3 separate regions of the Homo sapiens genome follow, and all the other regions are linked to region 1. A link is an interaction called in ENCODE POLR2A ChIA-PET data of the cell type or tissue named here. Cell type or tissue: GM12878. All regions are shown on one strand. Region 1 overlaps RNF34 (ring finger protein 34). Region 2 has its middle 29 kb from the start of ACADS. Region 3 overlaps TMEM120B (transmembrane protein 120B).

What was found. Peaks named below come from ENCODE experiments on the same cell type or tissue, not always from the same donor. Only the 100,000 strongest peaks of a DNase experiment are listed, where the experiment ranks them.
Region 2: POLR2A ChIA-PET joins it to region 1 with 6 read pairs; 2 of 35 experiments call an interaction of 5 or more read pairs at or near these places.
Region 3: POLR2A ChIA-PET joins it to region 1 with 8 read pairs; 2 of 35 experiments call an interaction of 5 or more read pairs at or near these places.

What each region holds. Positions count from the first base shown.
Region 1 is chr12:121,423,549-121,428,548 of GRCh38, reverse strand. It overlaps RNF34 (ring finger protein 34), which reads right to left. Exons shown (of 6, transcript NM_025126.4): 6 at 4,201-5,000. The coding sequence ends at 4,973. It also overlaps a transcript of KDM2B not described here. Among named protein-coding and RNA genes, the nearest start is that of MIR7107, 18 kb to the left of the region's middle. RefSeq lists an enhancer at 2,960-3,039. In GM12878, a CTCF peak has its summit at 2,999 (motif pointing left); a DNase peak (open chromatin) is centred at 3,108; H3K27ac peaks cover 2,313 bases.
Region 2 is chr12:120,752,546-120,757,545 of GRCh38, reverse strand. No RefSeq gene overlaps it. Among named protein-coding and RNA genes, the nearest start is that of ACADS, 29 kb to the right of the region's middle. In GM12878, no CTCF peak of the experiment used is centred here; DNase peaks (open chromatin) are centred at 2,055 and 3,820.
Region 3 is chr12:121,778,067-121,783,066 of GRCh38, reverse strand. TMEM120B (transmembrane protein 120B) reads right to left here. Exons shown (of 12, transcript NM_001080825.2): 12 at 999-5,000. RHOF (ras homolog family member F, filopodia associated) reads left to right here. Exons shown (of 5, transcript NM_019034.3): 3 at 1,875-1,984; 4 at 2,061-2,195; 5 at 3,405-5,000. The coding sequence ends at 3,569. Among named protein-coding and RNA genes, the nearest start is that of RHOF, 13 kb to the left of the region's middle. RefSeq lists enhancers at 985-1,054, 1,095-1,154, 3,064-3,582, 3,583-4,101. In GM12878, no CTCF peak of the experiment used is centred here; no DNase peak of the experiment used is centred here; H3K4me3 peaks cover 1,478 bases; H3K27ac peaks cover 2,679 bases.

The DNA.
Region 1 (5,000 bases):
TTTCTTGCTGATGGCTGAGTTTTCTATTTGTCCCTTTTATTTTTACTATGGCAAAACAGTTTTAATTAAAATGAGACAAGGCCACGTGGAGTGGATCCAGCACTTTGGGAGGGATCACCTGAGGTCAGGAGTTCAAGACCAGCCTGACCACAATATGGTGAAACCCCATCTCTACTAAAAATACAAAAATTAGCCAGGAGTGGTGGTGCATGCCTGTAGTCCCAGCTACTCAGGAGGCTGAGACAGGAGAATCGCTTGAACCCAGGACACGGAGGTTGCAGTGAGCTGAGATTGCGCCATTATACTCCAGCCTGGCGACCGCGAGACCGCATTTCAAAAAAAAAAGAGAAAGATCTCATCTAGATACATGTCTCCTGTTAATTTAAATCCACAGACCCTTGTTGACTCAATCTAAAGACACTTGAAGCCACTGTACCCCAGAATTTAACTCAGGAATCCACTTCACTCCATGGTTTATAAAAATGTGACTTTCTTTTGTAAGCCTGATTGATTGTTTAAAATGCAGTGTCCTCATGAATGGTAATATTTGTTTTCTTGACAGCCTGAGTTCTCCAAACCTCCAAACATTAATAATATAGCTACCCTGATATCCAGTAAAGTCATCCTCTTCCTTAAGAATTGCTTTAAGGTTAATCATTGTTCTCTGGTGAACGGATCCCGTAGTCACTCATTAGTAGCCAAGACAGATTTGTGGCTGCAACTGGGACTAGTTAAGGGAAGTAGGGCTCAGGGTTAGAAGGCAGTGTTTCTCCTCTAAGGGTTCCTGGAGCACACAGGTCTGCTAGGGAGGGGCTGCCAGGGCTGGGGATCCAAGCCACCACATGGATGTGCAATACAGCAGAGACACAGCAGATCTGTAGTTTCAGGACAGGCCATTGTATAACACAGTGGCCATAAACTCTCCCAAGAGTACTGAACAATCCAGTAAGATTGTACTTCAGTACAAATCCATGGTCTCTGTACAGACCTATTTTATTTTATTTATTTTGAGACAGAGTCTCGCTCTTGTCCAGGCTGGAGTGCAGTGGTATGATCTCAGCTCACTGCAACCTCTGCCTCCCAGGTTCAAGCAATTCTCCTGCCTCAGCCTCCCCAGTAGTTGGGACTACAGGTGCCTGCCACCATGCCCAGTTAACTTTTGTATTTTTAGTAGAGATAGGGTTTCACCCACCATGTTGGCCAGGCTGGTCTCGAACTCCTGACCTCAGGTGATCTGCTGGTCTCAGCCTCCTAAAGTGCTGGGATTACAGGGATGAGCCACCGTCCCCAGCCTCTTTTATTTTTAAAATGAGCCAAAGATGAGGCCAGCCGAGGCTAAATGCTACAAGCAACTACTCTGAGCCTACACGCCATGTCTGATGAAGTAATGAAAGGACCATAAACCCAAGGGAATGTTTGCTGTGTCAAATCACAGCTTAGTAACCTAGAAAAGAGGCTCTGTCCCTTCCTCTAGGGAATCTGATGTTTACAAAGGAAGACACCATGGCACCTCAAATGACATCCTTTCATATTGTGAAGATGGGATAAAGAGACTTCACTGTATTCCACTGCAGACTTATCCATATGACATGACCTATTTAAAAAATTTACTTAAAGCAGCATGGGGCTGGGTGCAGTGGCTCATACCTGTAACCCCAGCACTTTGAGAGGCCGAGGCGGGCGAATCACCCGAGGTCAGGAGTTTGAGACCAGCCTGGCCAACATGGTAAAACCCTGTCTCTATTAAAAATACAAAATTAGCTGGGAGTGTAGTATGCACCTGTGATCCCAGCTACTCAGGAGGAAAAGGCAGAAGAATCACTTGAACCTGGGAAGCGGAGGTTGCGATAAGCCAAGATTGCACCATTGAACTTCAGCCTGGGCAACAGAGCAAGACTCTGTCTAAAAAAAAAAAAAAAAAAAAAAAATTGTTTAAAATTATCCAGGCATGGTGGTATGCATTATATGCCAGCTCCTGGGGAGGCTGAGGCGGGAGGGCTGCTTGAGCCCAGAAGTTAAGACTGTAGTGAGCTATGATCATGCCACTGTACTCTGCCTGGGTGGGCAACAGCAAGACTCTGTCTTTAAAAAAAAAAGGGGGGGGAGGGGGTAGAAAGGCATGCCAGTTTAAAAATTCAAATTCCAGGGGGAAATGCTTGCCCTCTGCCAAACAAGCCAATTTCCAAGTATCAAGCCTGTTACACTAAACATTTCTGTTGTCTGACATTTCTATTATCTGGCTAATAAACCAGGGTTACTTCAAACTACTATCTAAAAAATCCACCAAGCATTTTGTACTCTTTCTATAAAGAAGCCACTAAAACTTAATACACAAATCTAAGAGTAAACATTAAACTGCTTTAAACTAAGACTGTATAAATCTGAATTTTTGAATTTAAGTTTAGACAAAACCAGCACCTACTGCTTAGCTTCTATGGCCTGGATTTAAAGACTTGCCACCACCAAGTTACCAATTTGGAGGAAATGTTAAGATTTCCAGAGTCTCATCAAAAGATTACTTTGGGAGGAAGAGGCGGGTGGATCATGAGGTCAGGAGATTGAGACTATCCTGGCTAACACAGTGAAACCCCGTCTCTACTAAATATACAGAAAAATTAGCCGGGCGTGGTGGCGGGTGCCTGTAGTCCCAGCTACTTGGGAGGCTGAGGCAGGAGAATGGCATGAACCCAGGAGGTGGAATTTGCAGTGAGCTGAGATCACGCCACTGCACTCCGGCCTGGGCAACAGAGCGAGACTCTGTCTCAAAAAAAAAAAAAAAGTTTAGACAAAAAGCACAAGTGCCCACAAAACTCTGGCAACTTATGCTGCTTCTAAAGGGAAACCATGACCTGCTCAAGCCAGTTACTACCAATTGTGGTTGCAGACAAACAAGTGGGAGGCCTTGATTTACATGCTTTGATCTTCAAAAGCAGAAAATTTTTTTCTTTACTATTAGCCACACAAACTTTCTGCCCAAAGCACAGGGGCATCTGCCTCCTGGTGTTCACAGGTATTTTCAGCTCTGTTGATGGACTAATAAATTCTGAGCACCCAAGGCCATATGTGTTACTCACTGCACAGTCAGGAGATAACAGACTCTGAGAAGTGGCCACTCCCAGCTGCACTGAAATGACAGTTGGTCTCAACTCAACCATCCTGAGTCAAGTCAAGTTGGACCTAAAAGAGATTTCACAACATTTTTGCATAATAGCTCAAGTTCCTCTTTTTTTTTTTTTTTTTTTGAGACGGAGTTTCGCTCGTCGCCCAGCCTGGAGTGCAATGGCACGATCTTGGCTCACTGCAACCTCCGCCTTCCAGTTTCAGGCGATTCTCCTGCCTCAGCCTCCTGAGTAGTTGGGATTACAGGGACCCGCCACCATGCCCAGCTAATTTTCGTATTTTTAGTTGAGACAGTTTCACCATGTTGACCAGGCTGGTCTCGAACTCTTGACCTCATGATCCACCCGCCTCAGCCTCCCAAAGTGCTAGGATTACAGGCATGAGCCACCACACCTGGCCCAAGTTTCTCATTTCTTATGTGGTACTGGAAGGGTTAAGAGCAACTCTGGCATCAGAGCTAGGTTCAAATTCTGCATAGCCACTTTTTAACCATGAGGTTTTAGACAAGTCTAACTTCTCAGAGGTTAGAGAAGCAAAGCAATGTTTATTTCAGAAAGTTGCTTTGAGGACTGCAGAGGCAACTACAGCACCTAGCGCAATACCTGGACACAAGAAACAGCACATCAGCAGTTAACCTTACTGATAAGCAAGCAGGAAATGTAAGCACTGTTGCTCATGTGGCATTGTTTTTTTCTTTTTTTTCTTTTTTTTTTTTTTTGAGACAAGGTCTGGCTCTGTTACCCAAGTTGGATTTCAGTGGTGTGATCTTGGCTCACTGTAACCTCCACACCCAAGGCTCAAGCCATCCTCCTACCTCAGCCTCCTGAGTAGCTGGGACTACCACGCCTGGCTAATTTTTTCCAAAGACAGGGTTTCGCCATGTTGTCCAAGCTAGTCTTGAACTTGTGAGCTCAAGCATTCCTCCAGCCTCAACCTCACAAGGTCCTAGGATTACAGGCGTGAGCCACCGCACCCGGCCCCCATGTGACATCTTTGAAGGTGCTCCCACCATCTCTTCTGAAGAGGGGTGCTAGGCCAGGTCACTTGATTTAGGAACTGACCAAGACAATGTAAACAAAAGCTTTTAAAACTAATTTTATTCCTAAAGTTAAAATCAGCTAGCGGGTAGCACTGAAAATACACCTTCACTATACAAAACAATGTAAACTGATTACACATTAATAAGGAATTTAGCACACACACTTCTAATAAAAGAAGCTAGATGCAGCCCTTGCTATAAAAAGCTATACCTGAACAAAAATGGACATGTGGAGTCTAAGGCCCTGGCAGTCGACTAGAGAATGTCAGTTGTTCCCAATTATGTTTAAATGCAGAAACAGCAACAATGTGGAAACTTACATTCATCAAATGTTAGCATTTAAAATATACATGACTAATAAAGTGAACATTCAGAGGAGCCACTGCTCAGCATGTTCCATGTCGGCCACTTGTGGACACTGATCTCATCCAAAGAGGACAGAAGTTTCAAACATCTGAGCAGTTTAAGTTAAAAATAGGATGAAGGGGAAATAAGAGAACAGGATAAGTGTCCTCCCAAGACAGCAGTGGCTGATGCCCACATGGCGCAAACAGGCTGACTTCAATGAGTGTTCACGGGATGTGTGATAAAGCCCAGCTGAGCCCGGGAAGCTCACGTGTCCACAGGCAGACAGGCTCACGGCATGGACCAATGTTTCCACAACTCAGGATGGATCTTTCTGTCCCCACTTAGTAGTCAAAATAATGTTTTAAAATAGCTTCAGCCTTTGAACATAACTTTCCAGTCCCTTCTGTGCATTGAAATGTTGGGGGTCAAGTTTGGGGGTGACTGTCCTGGTGAGGGGAGCCTGTTTCAGGACTTGAACACGTGCACGGCTCGC
Region 2 (5,000 bases), 670 kb after region 1:
GTCATCTCAGATCTTCAGTCTCATTATGTAACGGCAGATTTTATCATCCATTTTATGTACCCAAAGTTTCAAGGGCAGCTAATTTGCCCCAGATCTTCCTGCTTCCAGAGACTGAGCTCATTGCCCAGATTATGAGAAAATAATCACAGCCAGGTTTTGTAGACACGACTTGTTTAGCATACATACAGAACTGTGGGGAGTTTCTGTAAACAGGGAAGGACCATGCAAACAGCATCGTATTGGAGATGGAGATCCACCAACCCTAGTAGGTGGCAGGAAAGAGCTGGGGTTTTGGCTGCCAAGCCCTGGGCTGACCCAGCTGCTGTCCAGAAGGGGCATGCCGACACCTTCCTCTCCAATAATGCTGCAGCAGTGTTGACCATTACTCATGAGAGGGTATCACCTCACACAAACTAGGAGTTCCTAGGAGGAGGGGACCAGGATGCATGCCTCCTAGCAAGCCAGGCTTAAACTAGAATCTTTGAGGCATTCAAAGCAACTGGATTTCATTGTTAAAATTATGACTACCCTATTGCTGATTGATTTTTTTTTTTTTAAGACAGGGTCTTACTGTGTTGCCTAGGCTGGAATGCACTGGTGCAGCCATAGCTTACTGCAACCTCCTACTCTTGAGCTCAAGCAATCCTGCCTCCCAAAGTGCTGGGATTACAGGCATGAGCCACCACACCCAACCCACTGCTGATATTAAAACAAGCCATAAAAACATAAAAACAACTGTCAGCTGCTGTTCTGATCCCCAGTAATACTGGGCTGTTATTCAAATCAATCCTCTGGCTAAAAACAACTTTAAAATATACATGAAATACAGAAAATACCATGTATAAGCCCTGCCTAAATCTGATTTCTGAAATACACAGAGGGCAGACTCTAAACAGCCCAGCTAAGGCCAAAAGAAATAAAGACAAATTTCAGCTGCTGCCCACCAGAGGAGGATCAAAGGGTTTTTTTTGCTTGTGTTTTGCCTTTTCTTTTCTTTTCTTTTTTTTTTTTTTTTGAGACTGAGTCTCGCTCTGTCACCCAGGCTGGAGTGCAGTGGTGCAATCTCGGCTCACTGCAAGCTCCGCCTCCCGGGTTCACGCCATTCTCCTGCCTCAGCCTCCAGAGTAGCTGGGACTACAGGCGCCCACCACCATGCCCGGCTAATTTTTTGTATTTTTTTTAGTAGAGACGGGGTTTCACCGTGTTAGACAGGATGGTCTCGATCTCCTGACCTCGTGATCCACCCACCTCGGCCTCCCAAAGTGCTGGGATTACAGGCGTGAGCCACTGAGCCCGGCCGCCTTCCTTTTCTTAAATTTGAGACAAAGTCTGTGTCTGTCACCCACACTGCAGTGCAGTGGTACAATCATAGCTCACTGCAGCCTTGATCTCCTAAGCTCAAGCAATCCTCTCAGCTCAGCCTCCCAAGTATTAATAGCTGGGACTACAGGCACATACCACCAACTACTTGGGAGGTTTTTATTTGTAGAGATGGGGTCTTGCTGTGTTGCCCAGACTGGTCTCAAACTCCTGGCCTCAAGCCATCCTTTCGCCTTGGCCTCCCAAAATGCTAGGATTACAGGCATGAGGCACTGTCCCTGGCTGGAATCAAAGTTTTAAATCTTGAGTTCAGCCGTTAAATGCCTGCTGTAAAAAAAACAAAACAAAACAAAAAAAAAAACACTTCACCAGATTTTCTGCAATTATATAATTCAAAACTGCTATACATATGAACAAGAAAATGTGATCTATGCTCAAGAAGCAATTGACAGAAACTGACTCTGATATGACTGACATGTTGGAATTAACATTCAAGATGTTTAAAGTAATTATAACCATGCTCCAGGATGTAAAGGAAAATATGCTCATAATGAGCAAATAGGAATTGTCAGCAGATAAATCATGACAAAAAGAACCAAATAAAAATTCTAGAACTTAAAAATACAACACATGAAGTCAATTCACTAGATAGGATTAACAGCACATTGGCAGATTAAAGAATCATTAAACTGGCAATAGAGCTGGGATTAGTAAACCTGTGAGGGGTCAGGTAATATTTTTAGCTTTGTGGGTCAAAAATCCCCTTTATAACTACTCATTTCTGCCATCATAGTGTGGAAGCAAGCAGCCACTGTAAATGAGAATAAACATTCCACCTGTGGCCAGTTTCCCAAACCCTGAAATATCCAATCTAAAAAACAGAAAAGATACAGAAAAAATGATCAGAGCCTCAGTTATCTGTGAACAGTGTCAAGCAGTCTTAACATATATATAGTTGGAGTCACAGAATGAGGGAAGAGAGAATGAGGCAGAAAGGTTTAAAAAAAAAAATGGCCAAATATGGGGAAAGAGTCAAGAAACATGGCAAATCTCAAGCAAAATAAATAAAGGAACATCACACCCAGGGACTTCATAGTCTGAAAACTAAACATAGAAAGTCTTGAAAGCAACAAGAAAAAAAATGACACACTGCATAGGGGAACAACAATAGATTTACATGAATTTCAGCAAAATTCTCATCAGAAATAGTGAAGACTAGAGGACAATGGAATGACACCTTTAGAAAAAGTAAAATGTGTCAACCCAGAATTCTATATCCAGTGACAATATCTTTCAAGAATGAAAGTGAGGGCCAGGTGCAGTGGCTCATGGCTGTAATCCCAACACTTTGGGAGGCCAAGGCAGGAGGACTGCTTGAGCTCAGGAGTTTAAGACCAGCCTGGGCAACATAGAACCAATCTCTACAAAAACTACAAAAAAAAATTAGCCAAGTATGGTGGCATGCACCTGTAGTCCTAGCTACTTGAGAGGCTGAGGTGGGAGGATGGCTTGAGCCCAGGGGTTTGAGAGTGCAGTGAACTAACTATAGGCACCACTGCAGTCCAGGCTAGGTGACAGAGCAAGACTGTCTCAAAAAAAAAAGAAAAAAAAAAAAAGGACAACTCAAAAATTGGGAGGAAGTATTTGTAAATCATATATCTGATAAGGATTTAGTATTCCAAATATATAAAGAATTCTTGGGCCGGGCGCAGTGGCTTACGCCTGTAATCCCAGCACTTTGGGAGGCCGAGACGGGCGGATCACAAGGTCAGGAGATCGAGACCATCCTGGCTAACACGTGAAACCCCGTCTCTACTAAAAATACAAAAAATTAGCCGGGAGCGGTGGCGGGCGCCTGTAGTCCCAGCTACTCGGGAGGCTGAGGCAGGAGAATGGCGTGAACCCGGGAGGCGGAGCTTGCAGTGAGCTAAGATCGTGCCACTGCACTCCAGCCTGGGCGATAGAGCGAGACTCCGTCCCAAAAAAAAAAAAAAAAGAATTCTTACAACTCAACAATAAAAAAGACAATCCAGTTATTTAAATGGGCAAAAGATACAAATAGAAATTTCTCCAAAAAATATATACAAATGGGCTGGGCGCGGTGGCTCACATCTGTAATCCCAGCACTTTGGGAAGCTGAGGTGGGCAGATCACGAGGTCAGGAGATCGAGACCATCCTGGCCAACCTGGTGAAACCCCGTCTCCACTGAAAATACAAAAATTAGCTAGGCGTGGTGGTGCGTGCCTGTAATCCCAGCTACTCGGGAGGCTGAGGCAGGAGAATCACTTGAACCAGGGAGGCAGAGGTTGCAGTGAGCCAAGATCGTGCCACTGCACTCCAGCCTGGCAACAGAGCCAGATTCCATCTCAAAAAAAAAAAAAATATACACACACACACACACACACACACACACACACACACACACACACACACAAATGACCAATAAGCACATGAAAGGGATGTTCAGCACCATTAGAGAAATGCAAATCAAAACCACAGTGAGACATCACTTCACACCCACTAGGATGACAATAACTTTTTAAAGACAATAACAAGAGTTAGCAAAGATGTACAGAAAATGGAGCCCTCATAACATTGTTGGGGTCGGGCAGGGTGGCTCACACCTGTAATCCCAGCACTTTGGGAGGCCAGGTGGGCAGATCACTTGAGGCCAGGGGTTCGAGAGCAGCCTGGCCAACACAGCGAAAGCCCGTCTCTACTAAAAAATACAAACATTAGCCAGGAGTGGTGGTGGGCACCTGTAATCCCAGCTACTAGGGAGGCTGAGGCACGAGACTCACTTGAACCCGGGAGGTGGAAGTTGCAGTGAGCCAAGATCGCGCCACCACACTCCAGGGTGACAGAATGAGACTTCATCTCAAAAAATAAATAGAAATTTAAAAAAAAATTAAAAAAAAAACCACCATTGCTGGTGGGATTATAAAATGGTGCAGCTGCTTTGGAAAATGGCTTCACAGTTCCACCAAAGGTACCATAGTTACCATATGATCTAGCAGTTTCATTCATAGTTACAGTTTACAAGAATTAAAAATCTGTATCTACCAAAAACTTATACATACATGTGCATAGCAGTATTAATAACCAAAAAGAAGAAACAACCAAAATTGTCATTAACTGAACAAAATGTGTATGTGTACAGATTATTATTCAGGAATGAAATGAATAAAGATGAGGACCATAACCTATACTGTATATTTTCTTATGCATCCTAAGCTAGAAACCAGGGTTACCTTTGGAGAGGGAATTGGGAGTCATAGAGGCTGCCTACAATTTTGAACACATACCAATATTTTTATTCAAAAATTAAAAATTAAAATCTTCAAAATGTAACACTGCTGTAAACTCTTACCATCAAACTACATAAGCAAAACTGCAACACGAGAAATCGATAGAAATAAAAATGTAATTGAAGAATAACACAATTTCTTTCAGTCTCTGACAATGCAAGTAGAAAAAGAATGTGTATAGAGAGAAAAAGCTCATAGTGCCTAAGACAGATCGATCATCTGTTCTCCCCAGCACCACTAATGAAGTTCTCCCTTTTCTTCCGGAGTGATACCACCATTCATCCAGCTGGACAGGACAGAGCCCTTCTCCCTCCATCCCCATGACCAGGAAATGCATCACTGACTCTTGTTTGTTTAACCTGCCTGCCATT
Region 3 (5,000 bases), 350 kb before region 1:
GCATTAGCCATGAGCCCCGGGCGGCAGTTCATCACCTGAAATGAGGCTTGTGCAACTGAGGCGTTGAATGCTTTATGTTAATTCATTTTTTATTTTTATTTTTATTTTTTTTGAGACAGAGTTTCGCTCTTGTCACCCAGGCTGGAGTGCAATGGTGTGCCTTGGCTGGTGACAGCCCCGTGAGGTAGATTTTATGATTTTCATGTCCCAGATGGGGAAGCCAAGACTCCCACCACTGTCCTGTCTAAGTCAAGGTCACACAGCCAGTGAGGGCAGAGCTGGGATTTGAACATGTGTCTCATCTGTCTCTAGTGACCTCACCCTTAAGCACTGTTCCATGGGGGAGCTGGCTGAAGACTTTTGGAGGTCCCTGGGTTGAGGGGGATCCAGTGGGGAGAGGGTGGCCATGCCCCATCACCAGCAAGGGGTTAGGAGCAGACATGGCCTGGTGGTACTCCGTGGAGAGGCCACTTGTCCTGAGAGGTGTCTGGCAGAGAAGGAACGGGGGGCAGGCTGGTGCCACCCAGCACCTGCAACAGCTGCGGACAGGGCAGGGGGATTCCTGGGCCTCCACGTTCCTTGTTCAGTGGAAGGAAGTGGAGGGGCGGGGGGCTGGTCACCAATGAGCCTGAAAAGCTCTCAGTTCTCACTGTGGGGATTTTAAAAAAATACCGGGGCAGGATGACTAAGTGCAGTGTAGAACCCTGGGCTGGGCTGGCTCCTCAACGGGGAAAAAAATAAAGGACAATATTGGTGAAATGGTCAAAATCTGACTATGGTCTGTGGATCAGATTAGAATGCAGAGTCCATGCGGTTTCTGGGGGCTTGGGGCAGGGGAGAGAACGCCCTTGTTCTCAGCAGATAGGCGCTGAGCTAAGGGGTGAAGAGGCAGATGTCTACAGTTACCGTGCCCTGACAGGGAGAAACAGAAGTGTCTGTCTCCAGATAAAGTCAGAGGGGCCAATGCAAACAGGTGGTGAATCACAGTCAGAGAGCTCTTCATACTCGTGTTGCAATTTTACTGTAAGTTTGAAACTGTCAATACAAAAAGTTACAAAGAATTGTTTATAAAGAAGAAGAAGAAAAAAGCAAACCCAACCAAGCTCAAGCCTAGATCCGTATTTGGATTCAGCTCGTCTCGGGGCGGAGCCAGGCGTCACGGCCTCCGGATTAAAGTATCCCCCCAGGGAGTGTGCTCTGTGAATCTGGGTGGGGAGGGCGCTCGGTGCTGTTCCCAGCAACCCACCACCCTCCTCCTAGTGCTTGCAAGAATAGGCAGGGAACTCAGCTGACTGCATCAGAACCTGAGAAGCTGGAGGCTGAAGCCAGACACCAGCCTCTCAGGACTTGGGGACACTATGAGCCCACTCAGCCCCACAGGTCTGAATCTTTGGGGAGGGGAGGGTTCCAGTCTGCACTCTGCCCTTGACCATCAGGGCAGGGGGATCACACTGGCTATCGGCATCATCTCTAGCAGTTTCTCCAGCCCCAGCCCTAGAATCAGGCCAAGCTCTCAGCACTGCGTGGGTTTGATCTTGAGGATTCTTTACCACCATCCAGGACTGGGGGGCTGCCGCTCATGGGTTTTGTTGTTAAGAGACAGGGTCTCGCTCTGTCACCCAGGCTGGAGTGCAGTGGCATGATCACGGCTCACTGTAGCCTTGACCTCCTGGGCTCAAGCGATCCTCCGGCCTCAGCCTCCCGAGTAGCTGCGACCACAGGCCTGTGCCAGCACTCCTGGCTTGCTGCCCATTGTATAGATGAGGAAATTGAGGCCCTAAGGCAGGGTCACTTGCCTGGCCCCTTCCCCTTCACCCGTCAGAGTCCAGACAGGGAGGGGACGTCCCCTGACCCCCGCTGCTCTGTGCTTTCAGGGCAAGAAGACTATGACCGGCTGCGGCCCCTGTCCTACCAGAACACCCACCTCGTGCTCATCTGCTATGACGTCATGAATCCCACCAGCTACGACAACGTCCTCATCAAGGTGAGGCCGGCCTCCTGGGTGGTGGCCCCACATCTGGGCCCGGCCGCACCCCTGATCCCGCCTCCTCCCTCCACAGTGGTTCCCTGAGGTCACGCATTTCTGCCGCGGGATCCCCATGGTGCTCATCGGCTGCAAGACAGACCTGAGGAAGGACAAGGAGCAGCTGCGGAAGCTCCGGGCCGCCCAGCTGGAGCCCATCACCTACATGCAGGTGGGCCGGGGCCAAGACCCTGGGGCACAGCCGTGGCTGTGAAGCCTCCCGGACCTTTGGCCTCTGCAACTGGGGTGCCTTAGTGGCCTTTCAGGGAGCTGAGGGAAGCAAGATTCTAAGAATAATTTTTAACTATTAGTATTGATGGCCTGTGGACCTGAGCACTTTACACGACTACTCCCAATCCTTAGGACTCGGAGGCAGGCGCTGTTCACATCCCCCAGTTTACAGGGGGAGAAACTGAGGCCCAGAGAGGTTAAGCAGCTTGCCCAGGGCCACACAGCTAGCGAGAAGTGGAGCCAGGATCTGGTCCCATCCACTGCAATCCAAAGTCTGTGCTATGAGCCGCCGTCCTGTCGTGTCCTGTCTGCCTTGTTTGAAAGTAGGCGTCCCCTTCACGGGCCAATTGACCGTGCAACTCTTTGGGTGAGGCATGGGGGAATAAACAGAATAAAAGGAATGCAAAGGCAAAAAGAAACTTTCACAAGAAATAACCATTAATAAGGGCAAATCCGGCCGGGCATAGTGGCTCACGCCTGTAATCCCAGCACTTTGGGAGGCCGAGGCGGGCGAATCACCTGAGGTTGGGAGTTTGAGACCAGCCTGACCAACATGAGAGAAACCCCATCTCTACTAAAAATACAACATTAGCCGGGCATGGTGGCGCATGCCTGTAATCCCAGCTACTCGGGAGGCTGAGGCAGGAGAATCGCTTGAACCTGGGTGGCAGAGGTTGTGATGAACCAAGATCGCGCCATTGCACTCCAGCCTGGGTAACAAGAGCAAAACTCCATCTCAAAAATAAATAAATAAAAGGGCAAATTAATTTGCCTAAATGGTACTTTCAGAGAAGGGAGAGAGGTGGCTGGAAGTCCTTTCTGTCTTGAGGCCTCCAACTCTTCTCACAGGCCTGGGAGACACCTGGGGGAACCAACCCCGGGTCTCAGGATTCAGCCCCTCCCTGCCCGGAGCTGGAGAGAGGCCAGGGTGGGGGCCTGGACAGGGCTTCTTCCAACCTGCGGGCTGCACTGCCCTGGCCCTCCATTCCACCCACACACTGTGAGGGGCAGCCAGGATGGAGGAGACAGACAGGCCCAAACCAAGGCCTCCATCCCTGCAGAGTCCTCAGAGCCAGTCCCAAACCCACCAGGTGGTGCTAGGAGACCTCCAGGGGCCCCTCACCTAATGCTGGCTCCTCCCCCCACCCAGGGCCTGAGCGCCTGCGAACAGATCCGAGCTGCTCTCTACCTGGAATGTTCCGCCAAGTTTCGGGAGAATGTGGAGGACGTCTTCCGGGAGGCCGCCAAGGTGGCTCTCAGCGCTCTGAAGAAGGCGCAACGGCAGAAGAAGCGCCGGCTCTGCCTGCTGCTCTGACCCAGGGCAGACAGACCTCACGACAGCACTGACAGGGCCCGGGGGCCCAGGTGCCGATTGCACCAGGGAGGCTGCCCCATCCCGACCCTCCAGCTCATGGTGTCTGGGGCCTGCGGCTAGACTCTTGGAACATTCTGGAACTCTCTCCTTTCCTGGCTGGGGCTCTGACCACAAACTCCCCTCCAGGCTGCCCCTGGGACATGGTGGTGATGTGGGTGCAGGAGCCAGTGTCTGTTGTCGGGACTCGCAAGTGCCCTCATCACAGCCACCCCCACCACGAGTGTCTCCCCAGTGCAGACTCAAGTTATGCTTGAAATGAAAAAGTCTATCTGGTAGTGGGTAAACGTAGACCTGGCACTGTTCCACGCGGGCGCCCCAAGCCTGCCACTCCTGTGTCCCTGCCTCCCTGGGCTCCCGAGATAGGCACCACTGTATCCTCCAGCTCCTTCCTTCCTTCCCCCAGGAACACGGAGGCCACCGAGGGGGCTGGGCCTATCAGGAGGACACAGGCTGCAGCCTGGCACCCACCCCTCCCATCTCCACCCCACATGGAAGACTTGTCTTCAACTTGGCCACTGTCTTTGCAGAGCTGGGCACATGTGCCCAGGGGGCAGAAAAAATGGCTTCTCAGTTGTTAAAAGTATACCCTGGACCACCCATCTGACCATCTCCTTAAGGTTTCACCCAAAGCCCCCAGTGTCAGAGACTTGGGATGGGAAGAACAGTCGGCTCCCAGTGTGGTCATGAGCAAGTTTTCTGTGGACTGTTCCCCCCACTGTGGTAGGACAGGACTGGCCCACTTAGTCCTCAAGCTCCCAACCTGCTGTCCCTCAAGCCCCGCTTCTACCAGCCTGTGGAGTTCAGGAGGCGAGACATCCTGGCCTCCTTTGAGAACTGATGGGATCTACCCCCTGTCCACGCGGGACAGTTTCTCAGAACTGGTTCATAGACCACCTGTGTCACCAACAGCCAGATACCTAATCCCTGAGCCTCCTTTGGGAAGGTCTGGGGCCGAGGGTCTGGGAATTTTTTTTTTTTTTTTTTTTTGGGACAGAGTCTCATTCTGTCACTCAGGCTAGAGTGCAGTGGCATGATCTTGGCTCACTGCAAGCTCCACCTCCTGGGTTCAAGCGATTCTCTTGCCTCAGCCTCCTGAGTAGCTGGGACTACATGCGCACACCACCACGTCCGGCTAATTTTTGTATTTTTAGTAGAGACAGGGTTTCACCATGTTGGCCAGGCTGGTCTTGAACTCCTGACCTCGTGATCCACCCGCCTTAGCCTCCCAAAGTGCTGGGATTACAGGCGTGAGCCACCGTGCCCGGCCCAGGACTTTTAAAACAAGCATCCCAGGGGATTCCGGTGCCTACCAGAAGTCGCAAGCTGCTTGGCTCTGGAGGGCGCCTAGGAGTCGGTGTCGCCTAAGATGGG